Linked DNA regions of Homo sapiens: region 2 is linked to region 1. A link is an interaction called in ENCODE POLR2A ChIA-PET data of the cell type or tissue named here. Cell type or tissue: PC-9. All regions are shown on one strand. Links, peaks and the distances in the headings refer to the core of each region. The heading gives the core; the rest is flanking DNA. Region 1 overlaps PHLDB2 (pleckstrin homology like domain family B member 2). Region 2 overlaps TAGLN3 (transgelin 3).

What was found. Peaks named below come from ENCODE experiments on the same cell type or tissue, not always from the same donor. Only the 100,000 strongest peaks of a DNase experiment are listed, where the experiment ranks them.
Region 2: POLR2A ChIA-PET joins it to region 1 with 6 read pairs; 2 of 35 experiments call an interaction of 5 or more read pairs at or near these places.

Annotation. Positions count from the first base shown.
Region 1 is chr3:111,935,080-111,937,993 of GRCh38, reverse strand. The region is part of intron 6 of PHLDB2 (pleckstrin homology like domain family B member 2); the gene reads right to left. Among named protein-coding and RNA genes, the nearest start is that of ABHD10, 42 kb to the left of the region's middle. In PC-9, for the core only: no CTCF peak of the experiment used is centred there; DNase peaks (open chromatin) are centred at 823 and 1,623; H3K4me3 peaks cover 1,240 bases; H3K27ac peaks cover 2,500 bases.
Region 2 is chr3:112,001,606-112,004,519 of GRCh38, reverse strand. The region is part of intron 3 of TAGLN3 (transgelin 3); the gene reads right to left. Among named protein-coding and RNA genes, the nearest start is that of TAGLN3, 4.1 kb to the right of the region's middle. RefSeq lists an enhancer at 1,376-2,575. In PC-9, for the core only: no CTCF peak of the experiment used is centred there; no DNase peak of the experiment used is centred there.

The DNA.
Region 1 (2,914 bases), core at 106-2,605:
GAAAAAGCATTCTCTAACCTATGAGGTACTTGAAGACAGGAATATATTTATGCATCTGCATTCATGCAGAGATTGATGCATGTTGTATAGATTATTCTCTAATATACTTTTTGTTTAAACACCCTCTTATTTTTGGAGTCTTTAACATTATTTATAAATCGCGTATGTTTAGGAAATTTCTTTTTCTTTTCCTTTTTTTTTTTTAATTTTTTTTTTTAGAAGACAGGGTCTTGCTTTGTCACTCAGGCTGGAGTGCCATGGCACAACACAGCTTACTGCACCCTCGACCTCCCAGGATCAAGCAATCTTCCTGCCTCAACCTCCCAAGTAGCTGGGACTACAGGTGCACACCACCATGCCTGGCTAATTTTTGTACTTTTTTGTAGAATGGGGTTTTGCCATATTGCCCAGGCTGGTCTCAAACTCAAGCAATCCACTCACCTCAGCCTCTACTCACATGGATCCACTCACCTGGGATTATAGGTGTAAGCCACCACACCCAGCCAGATTTTTTATAAATATAACCTACACATAATCTACATCCAAAAGGAAGAGGCAGCTGGGCTCTGTGGCTCACAGCTCTACATAGCTAACATAACCAAAGCATTTTTTGGTTGTTCTTCAATCAAATCATCAAAGAGAGTTGGATAAATAATTATATGCTAAGTTATTTCTATATCGATATTCAACCCCATCCCCACTCTGGTTTTTATATTAATGATAAAGCAAGCTTTATGATAAAATGAAATGTATTTCTATCTTCTGCAATGACTTTTACTCTAGGGATGATTCATAGAAGAGCTATTAGCTACTGAGTAATTAGCAACAAGACTATCATGTCAACACAGACAATTCTCAAAGCTTAAGAACAGGAAAAACACAATTTGAAAAACATATTCAACATTTCTTAACACTTCTTTACATTTTATTTGGCTCCAAAAAAATATGTGCTCAATTTCAAGTGTTTGGTTGACATTTCAAGTTAATCAGACATTTCAAATTTATAACTTCTAAAAGAATTAATGAGTTAAAAGAATTAAGGAATTAAGAACTAACTCAAGTGTTATGGCTTAAAACAATATCTTCTGTTTTGAAATAATACACTGGCTGACATAATAAGCACATACACTCAAGTTTATAAGGTCTTCCAATTAAGCTTGATTTGTGTTCAAAGATTACTGAGATTTAAAAAAAAGGAATAAGCCCTTTTTCTGGCTTATAAGTAATCTTCATTCAAAGTGGCCATATGACTCAGAATATATACACTTTGCTAGTCAGTTGCTTACTCCACATCTGGCTAATATGCAATATGTGTTATTTTAACCCTGCATGAAAGTCAAAGAATCATTCATTTATTTGTAGTAAATACTTAAACCACTGCATGAAAATAATGGCATACTAAGTAAGAAAGTTGAAAATTAGGCTAAGCTCAGCACTCAGACTCCACTGACATAATCATCTGATCAAGTTATCTAAACCATCAAAATGTGTGTATATAAACTTACATCTTAAACAAAAAACTATTAGGGAGAGGAATAAAAACTTTTACAAGATTTTATGTATGAATAAGAAGTCTGGGAATGGAATTTGGGGGAAGGAATAGTTTAATTGAGCACAGAATAATATACACAGGAAGTTCAAAGTGAAGTATGTATGACTAATTGAATGAAAATTTTAACTATACTTCACTCACTAAAAGAGCATTACATATCTCTACTGGATGGCAAGCTCAAAGGCCAGGCATGAAGGACCTAAAACAGCTGCACTAAAGGAAATTCTGTGCAATTTCTTTTTTCTTTCCAGTAACTTTTTAAATAATGTATACGGCAGAAGTTTACATGCAGTTCTTTATGTTTTCTTTGCCTGATGGAGGGACAGGAAGAAGAGAATAGATGTGGTATGACCAGGAGAAATTGCAGTAATAACAGCTCATGGCCAACTCCAGAAGCAAATTTAAATGGGGCTCAGGGTTTTGTTAACTTTTACACTTTAACTACATACTTTTGGAATATGGAAAAAGACAGTTGAAATAATCTAGTCCAACCTCCTTGAGGTGATTAATACTGTCAACCTGATTGGATTGAAGGATGCAAAGTATTGATCCTGGGTGTGTCTGGGAGGATCTTGCCAAAGATTAACATTTGAGTCGGTGGGCTGGGAAAGGCAGACCCACCCTTAATCTGGGTGAGCACCATCTAATCAGCTGCCAGAGTGGCTAGAATATAAAGCAGGCAGAAACAAAACAAAACAAGAAACAACGTGAAAAGACTAGACTGGCCTAGCCTCCCAACCTGCATCTTTCTCCTGTGCTAGATGCTTCCTGCCCTTGAACACTGGACTCCAAGTACTTCAGTTTTGAGACTTGGACTGGCTCTCCTTGCTCCTCAGCTTCCAGACAGCCTGTTGTGGGACCTTGTGATTTTGGGAGTTAATACTTAATGAACTCCCCTTCTATCTATCTATCTATCTATCTATCTATCTATCTATCTATCTTATATACACATATATCATATTAGTTCTGTCCCTCTAGAGAACCCTGACTAATACACTCCTTATTTCATATATGAGGATATTGCAGCCCATAGAAGTTGAATGACTTGTCCAAGACTAATGGATAAACTAATTTTATAGCCAGTGACAGTAAAAAGGTCTTTTAATTGTAGATCACTGAATAAAATTTTTTTAAAACATCAAGATACTCCCCGACTCTACTAAAAATATGAAAAATGAGCCAGGCATGGTGGCAGGTGCCTGTAGTCCCAGCTGCTCAGGAGGCTGAAGCAGGAGAATGGCGTGAACCTGGGAGGTGGAGCTTGCAGTGAGCCGAGATCGCACTACTACCCTCCAGCCTGGGTGACAGAGCAAGACTCTGTCTCAAAAAAAAAAAAAAAAAAAAAAAATCAAGATACCAAAA
Region 2 (2,914 bases), core at 100-2,599, 67 kb before region 1:
TCAGGAGCCTGTACTCTCCTGTAATACTTTCCAGGATAAGCTTGTATTGCAGTCTTTCTGTCCTGATACTACACCAGCACACTCACTTGCTCTAATATGTTCTCTCTCTCTCTTACACACACCCCCCGCCCCCCACCTTTCTTGCTCTGCCTTTTCTTCCTTTCCCACTTTCTGTCCACAGAAAAGATGCTGAAGTCTTACCTGCAGAGTACTTTCTTCTGAATCATAGACAGCTGAGATGGCCCCACCCCTGCCCTTTCCAGGGCACCCATGGCAAATCCAAAAGTAATCTGCCAGGCCATTCACCTTCTGTTTTCCAAGAGAAGACTTCCCAGGCCCCTTCCATTCCTCTAAGCCACCCTACTTCTTCTCCATCACTGAAAGCAAGTGGTCACCCCAGCTCCCTGCTAGGGGGACTTCAGTAGCTTTATCTATAATGTCCCTGTGATTGTGTTGTTTTTCTGGACCATTTAGCTTTGGGTTTCATTTTAAAGCCTTCAATCTTGTATTCCAATTACCCTGCAGTCTATCTGAAGTATTTCACCTGGGGGGATTAAGGATAGTGGTACATCTGGGGCCTCAGCCTATAGAAGTGATTGAAGCCTAAACAAGAATGCATTTGGCAAGCCTGGGCTCCTCCAGACTTACGGGTTTGCAACATCCAGGCAGCCTGAAGAGTCAGAGGGCAGCTGTGGGCAAGCAGAGCCCTACTTGGGAGAAGACACTGAGTAGGGGAGATGGGAGAGTGAGAGGTTGGGCATGAAATACTTGCAGAGGAGGAAAAGAAGCTCCTAGGCAAGGAGGGCTGGAGCCACAGTGGCCACAGACACCACAACCAAGGTGCAGGGAATCCAGAATTAATGTAAGTTGATATGTGAGGACAGCATTAAAACCACAGTCAAGGTAGAGAATAGTAGGGAGAATGTGGGACTAAGCTAAGCAAACAGCTAGTCTAATAGCTGTGTGCACAAACATGTACCCCCTCACATGCACATAGACACATAACACGTGCCAACCCTGCCCCGCAGCATTCCTTTGATTTCAGCTTTCTTATGCCAAAACACATGAGCAACAACCAGTTCTTGCAGAAAGGACCCCAGCCTCACTTGCTCAGTCTGCTCTGCAGTACTGTCAGCCTTCCCCTCCCTCTTCCTGCTTCTCTGCTCAAAGCGACCCACTTTTGTACCTCCTGCCCTGTTGTATGGTGACCAGCATTGGCCTAAGCTTCAGACAGTGATCCTGGGGAATATCAGATATCCCCTCCAACTTATAATGAATCTCCCTGGACTTTGGCCATTCCATAGAGTCAGCCACCAGACCCTGGGGCCTCTTGGGGCCATTTGGAAACTCTGAAGCACCTGCTTTCCTATTGACAGCTCTCCTGTTCAACCCTACCTACTGCATGACCTACCTACAGTTCTTCCTGCTACCTGTCAGCCCAGGTGCCCTTGGAGTGGACCTCCTTCCTTATTTCCTTTAAAGCCCCATTTTTCTACCCTAGGGCTGGGAGTCTTAGTGTCTGTCTTGTTGCCCTGGAGCTGACTGGTCCACGGCCCTGGCTCAGGCGACCACACTCATCCCTCCAGGCCTCCCTCTTTCTTTAGAGGAGTCTAACACACGGGTCTGGGGCAGGTGGTGTATACCTCCTCCGACTCTGTACATCAGGGACTATTTCTCCCTACACTCCTCCACACTTGCTGTGAGCACCTCTGACGAGTAAAGTTTACCTTTGTGTTCTTTGTAAAAAGGGGAGAGACAAGTAAAGCATCCTCAGTAGCATGAAGACAGGAAAGCTCTCAGAATCCTCACCTCCCACAGACCTCCTGGCTTCTTCCTCCTCCCACACACTTCCTGCACTTTGTGGGGTGGGGGGGGGACTCACCCGGGTCCCTTCCATTCACACTGACTCTCCTATCCTTCTGTCCTACACAGTCCTGAGTCATCTTCCTCCTCCTCACCTCCTCCCCCACCTCCTCTTCATCCTCATCACCTAGTCACCATTATGATTCAACAGCACACTCACGGTGTAGGTGAAGGAAACTAAGCCTCCTGGCTCAAGAATGGGTTGGCAGACTAGTTAAGGCTCTATTCTTTGCTGTCAGAGAGCCCAGGTTTGAATTCTGGCTCTGCTATCTCATGGACACAAGAAATCATGGGCAAGCTTCAGTATCATCATCTTTGAAATGGGGAAATTAAAAAACATTTACCTCATAGGATTGTTAGCAGAACTGACTGACATTATGCAATAAAGCACTTGTACAATGCCTTGTGCATAGGAAAACATCAATAAGCAGTAGCTATGTAGCTATCTGTATTAGCTAGAAAAAATCATCATAGTTTTGATCGAGGAAGCAAGGATCAAATCTCAACTGTGAAATTACATGAGAATTTGGAGGCTCAACAGCAAGATCCATAGCCTGGCCTGGCCTGCAGTTTTGAATATCTGAGTTTCTAAATAATGGCAAACCACAAGGTAAACTTATTAGCATCGTAGGATTTTAACCACTCACCTATGAGGGAAACATGCAATGCCAGCTCTTTGCATGACGCCGAGGATTAAGGAGGCAATTGTTTCTTTATAAATCATAGTGTGGTGAGTAGTAGAATGGTCCTCTGCTAGAAATCTATTTCAACCATCATCTGAATACCCTTTAAAATACCATGTCTCTCCATCAGGGGAAAGCTACCCCATTCTCACTCTCAGCAGAGCCATTTGGGTCACTGCCCTGGGGATCCTGTTGGTTGGGCCACTAATGACAGCCAGTGACAAAGAGCATGTGAGAGCAGAGTCAATCTGACAGTCCTGCTCTGACTAGTTGGTATCTCTTGGTGCCTCAGGCAGGCCTAGTGGAGAAGGAACACAGTCATATGGTTGGGTATACACATTTTCGCTAAAGGGGACATTAACGACACC